Regions from separate parts of the Homo sapiens genome. Here region 1 is linked to region 2. Evidence: chromatin loops called from intact Hi-C (ENCODE). Cell type or tissue: natural killer cell. All regions are shown on one strand.

Evidence for each region. A loop is a pair of places that touch in the nucleus more often than their neighbours do. Peaks named below come from ENCODE experiments on the same cell type or tissue, not always from the same donor. Only the 100,000 strongest peaks of a DNase experiment are listed, where the experiment ranks them.
Region 1: it touches region 2 in a loop (15-fold over the local background); 40 of 110 quality-filtered maps call a loop at or near these places.

Annotation. Positions count from the first base shown.
Region 1 is chr10:100,877,646-100,880,145 of GRCh38, reverse strand. No RefSeq gene overlaps it. Among named protein-coding and RNA genes, the nearest start is that of SLF2, 34 kb to the left of the region's middle. In natural killer cell, no CTCF peak of the experiment used is centred here; a DNase peak (open chromatin) is centred at 1,495.
Region 2 is chr10:100,670,103-100,672,602 of GRCh38, reverse strand. No RefSeq gene overlaps it. Among named protein-coding and RNA genes, the nearest start is that of PAX2, 74 kb to the left of the region's middle. RefSeq lists a silencer at 1,333-1,512. In natural killer cell, CTCF peaks have their summits at 1,202 and 1,402 (motif pointing left); a DNase peak (open chromatin) is centred at 1,422; H3K27me3 peaks cover 1,672 bases.

The DNA.
Region 1 (2,500 bases), 210 kb before region 2:
CGCCCAAAACTTAAGACTCCAGTGACTGTCCTTGGATCCTATCCTGGCCTCCTGTTCCCCCATAACAGCCCTGGTGTGTCTATCAGAGGTGAGCTGGACGGCTGGGGTGCAGCGGTCATCGGGGTGATGGGACCAGGTTGGAGGCCTGAGGCCAGCCCAGGGTGGCTACATGGCAGGTGGACACAGTTTCTAGTGAGCAGGAATCTGGCACCCTCTGCTGACCCCGCGGCAGGAGACAGCTGGTCAACCAGGCTAGGCTGCAGCCACCAGGAGGGGGAGGGGTGGGGTCCAGGACCAAGAGGCAGCTTCCAGTCAAAAGAGCAACTTCCCTTTCGGAATAGATCATTTTTACTGGTTTTGCAATAAGCTTATGAGACAGGAACAATAGCAATAAACAAACCGAACAAGAAATCGAAAAGATGGACCCCGAAAGCTGTTACTGAGCCCTTCTCACCTTCTCTTAACGAGTCTCTAATTTATAACAAACTCATCAACCCAGCACCTCCAGGGTTCCCTGGTTCCAGGTTGGGAACCCCTGGCCTCTGCCTTGTGTGTGACTTGTCATCTCCAGGGTCCTAAGACCTGGCTCCAGAGGTGGCAGGAGGCTCTGGCTAGTAGGAGGAACTGGCCCAGGGTTGTCCAGGGACTTCCATCATGGCTTCCTCTGGGAGGATCTGCAAAGTGTGGTCCTCCCCTGCCATGCACCCCCCACCCCTGCCCAGTAGGTCTCTCCAGAATCAATGGGGCTGGCTCTGGATGGCCCACTTCCCCAAAACTTCTGCTCCAACCCTCTGCCCAGCCCCAGGCTGCTGATGCAGGCATGGAAATCATGTTCCTTTCAGACTACCAGATTAGGGCTTGGCATGGGAAGCTGAGATAGCTGGGGGCTTCCAAGCCCCCAAATTCCATACTCCTCGGATAGGACTGAGGTCACTGCTGTGGGCTGAGGTTTTTCTCTCCTTAAGATGAGAAGATCCATTAGGGCAGAGCCATGTCTCTCCCCTTCCCCTCTTCCCCTAAAGCTAAGGCTGTCTGTGAGGAGGGCCAAATGCCTCCCATCAGACTGGGCTTCCAGGAGGCCAGGGCTGAGTCTCTTCCTTCACCTGGAGATCCCTGGGGAAAGGCTGTGTCGCCTCCCTAGACTGCAGTCCCCTGGGCCTGGGCCATGTTTCCTTACCTTAGACTGAGGCTGTGGGAATGTGGGACTACATTTCTACCACAGGCTGCAGCTCCCTTAAGCATCCATTTTTTTTCCAGTCCCTTTTGTCACCCAGTAACCCTGAAGCTTTTCCCAAGGTAGCCCCCTGTATTCTACCTGTCCGCGCTGGAGGAACAAGTCAGCCCCTGTGCCTTTCCTGGCAGCTGGGCATAGGACAGGGCATCAGGGATGGGAAGCAGTGTTCTGCCAACGACTTTCTGGGTTGGGCAGGGCTATGCTTCTCTGCAGGGGACTGAGTGTCTCCTTGTGAAGCCTGCAATCATTGGAGATGGCCACAAGATGTCAGCTCGAGGCTGTGGAAATGGCTCCAGTCCTGGGACTGAGCTCAAAAGGAAGGAAATCAGACAGCAGCCTGAAAGGCCCCCTCTGTCCCCCACTCAAACTCACAACAATGCTCCATCTCTCTACTTTGTCCCCAGTTCTTTGCTCCCAGAAGAGTGGGTTCTGAGGCTCCTTGACTTCCAGCTCTGGGAAGGATGGGAGCTGCTGCCCCTATTGCAGGCACCCTTGCTGGGAAGAGCCCTGTGTGCCTGTGTTCCCCTGTGTGTCCTTGTGGGTGTGGCTTCAGGCCACCACAGCCAGTGTGAGTGCTCAGGGCTGCCTGCGTTTGTGTGCAACTCTTGGCAGGAATTTGTGTCTGCCACAATAGACAGAGAAATTCAGACCTGAAAGGGCCCTTCGAAATCTCCCAGTTCAACCTGTTGTTTTATAGATGAGGAAACAGAGGCCCAGAGAGAGAGAGGAAATGGCTTGTCCAAGGCCACACAGCAAGTCCATGTTGAGCTGTTCCTGGAACCCAGGACTCCCACTTTGCAGCATGTGTGTGCACCCATCTGGGAGTCTGGTTGACCAGGACTGTGTGCCTGGTGTACTTTTGTGTTAGTGATTTACATCCAATGGGTCCTGGAAAGTTCCCTGACTGACCATCAGCCTGCAAGTTTCCAAACAGAATCACAAGGAAATGGGAAGAAGGAAGGCATGGAAAGGAAGGAGGGAGAGACAGAGAAGTACATATGCATGTAGATGCACATCTCTTTTTGCTTCACGGGGACGGGGTGTAATGTCAATGGTTGGATGTGTCTGTATCTCCCTAGGTAAGTGTGCCTGTGTCAGATACCTTGATTCATTCTGGTGTTGAGGTTTGAGTTTGTGTACATGCATGTGTACACGTGTGTACAGGGACCCATTTGTGGGACTGCAGGGAGTCGAGGTGTCTTTGGGGAGGCGTTGGTGCTTTTGGCTGGGTACAGTGTGAGCGATGGTGTGTGCCGCGGTTGGCGT
Region 2 (2,500 bases):
GCTTGAACCCGGGAGGTGGAGGTTGCCGTGAGCTGAGATCGCTCCCATTGCACCCAGACTGGGCAACAAGAGAGAAACTCCATCAGAAAAAAAAAGAAGGAGAAAGAAAGAAAGAAAGAAAGAAAGAGAGAGAGAAAGAAAGAAGAGAGGAAAAGAGAGACAGAGAGAAAGAGAGAGAAAGAAAGGAAGAAAGAAAGGAAGGAAGGAAGGAAGGAAGGAAGGAAGGAAGGAAGAAAGAAGAAAGAAGAAAGAAAAGAAAGAAAGAAAGAGAAAGAAAGAAAGAAAGAAAATTAGTCTGATGTCTGTCTGGAGATACCATTACCACAAAGGGGAGAGGTGTTCTCCTCTTCCCCTTCTTCCTCTCTCCTGCCTCACATGGTCCCTCTAGAGATTCCCTAGACAGTGTTCTCAGCCAATATTGCTCTGTTCTGGTCCAGGCATGCTATAGGCATGCTTTTGCAGGGGCTAGCCTGGAACACTGTTTCCTCTGTCATGCTAGCCCATAGATATTAATTTACCAGAAGTGTGGCTTAACGGGAGCAAAACTAGGAGGGGTGGGAAAAACGACCCCCGACCTCGGAGAGAGCTGTGATCGGGATCCTATTTCCCATGCACTGGTGCACCCACCTGTGGCCTTTGTGCACAGGTATTCCCTGTGGACTCAGCAGAATGTTAATAATAACTAACACTTAATAACAGTACTTGTCACTTGTATTGCATTGCATGGTTTCTCAGATCACTTTTACATAGTCTCATTACTTCAACTAATCCTCAGGGAGTGAGGTATGTGGGGCAGATATATTATTTCTACTTTGCAAATGGGGAAACTGAGGCCCAGAGGACTTGCCCAGGGCCACCCAATTAATTAAGGCAGAGCTGAGAGGTGAACTCACGTCTCAGGATGTTGCACAAACCTGGGCACTGGCACATATAGGTGTTACCTGCACACACCTGAGGTGGATTTTTAAATTAAAAATTTTTTTTTTAATTTTGGAGACGAGATCTTGCTATGTTGCCCAGACTTGTCTCGAACTCCTGGCTCAGGTGATCCACCGTCTCCGCCTTCCAAAGTACTGGGATTACACGTGTGAGCCACCGCGCCGAGACCTGAGCTGGGTCTTCAAGGCAGAGGCTCTAAAAGAGCTGAGGCTGAACTGTCCCAAGCCTCAGCTAGAGCCTCACAATGAGGCCTTTTCTTGTGACCCCATGGGGCTGATCTTGGCGACCCCACCCAGGCCCCCGCCTCTCTATCGCTCTCCGGGGGTGCCGGGCTGCTCCTGCTGGGCAGAGGGGCCAGGCAGGGAGCCGGAGCCGGAGCCGGCGGCCTCGGGTGGGTCCGCGCCCGCAGGTGCGAGGAAGGCTCGGGCCGCCAGCCCATCCTCCGGACCCGCAGACCGAGGCTCGGGCCGCACGCGGCCGCCCCCTGGTGGACGTCGGCGTGTCGGGCACGGCGCAGTCACCCGGCCCCGGCGGAGGCGGCGGGTCTCGTGGCTCTCTCGGGCGCCCGCTCCCCCGCCGCCTCCCCCGCTCCCTCCACTTTGGGGATAATTTAACATGTTTCACACTAACTTTCCCGTAATGGCCGCGGAGCCTTTGGAAATGCAGCCTCCCCGCTTTATCGGCGGCTGCGCTAATGGTTATCTCGCAGCCGTGCCCCCGGCGATCCTGTCAGGAGTAAATAGAAGCTGACACAGTCATTTGCTTAAATCTTCTCCACACTTTTGCCGCATTTCCCTCCAGAGGATACCCCTGAAACAACAATTATTTGAAATGTCACGCGTTTCTGCCCCTGGGCTACCAACAAATGAACATTAAATCTATTAACAGCAAAAAAAAAAAAATTAAATGTTTACTTTTCGGAAGGTGTGAGGGGCCTGAGTCAGGGAGGGGCCTAAGGAGAGTCAGGGACAGGGACAGAGGCAGAGACAGAGACAGGGACAGGGACAGAGGGAGAGACGGGACAGGGACAGAGGGAGCGACAGGGACAGAGGGAGCGACAGGGACAGAGGGAGAGACAGGGACAGAGGGAGACACAGGACAGGGACAGAGGGAGAGACAGGGACAGAGGGAGCCACAGGACAGGGACAGAGGCAGAGACAAAGACGGAGGGAGAGACAGGGACAGAGTGAGAGACACTGATAGGGGCACCAGAGGCAGAGAGGGAGGCAGATGCCAGGCAGACAGCTCGGAGCAGGGGGACAGGGTCCTGGGAAAGGGGAGAGACAGACAGACAGGGATATATCCATAGATATATAGATATATCCATCTCCCTATCTATCTATCTCTCTCTCAAATTTAGAGAGAGAGATATACGTACATGCGTGTATATATAGAGAGAGCCCAAAGACACATAGAACAAGACAAAGCAGAAATTGAAACCAAAAAAAGACCACTGTGGAAAAACAGACTCCAAGACAGAAGGGAGGAGGCCAAGGCAGATGCCCAGAGTATGAGACACCAAAAAAGGCAGAAAGAGGCACCCTCCACCCATAAATGGCAG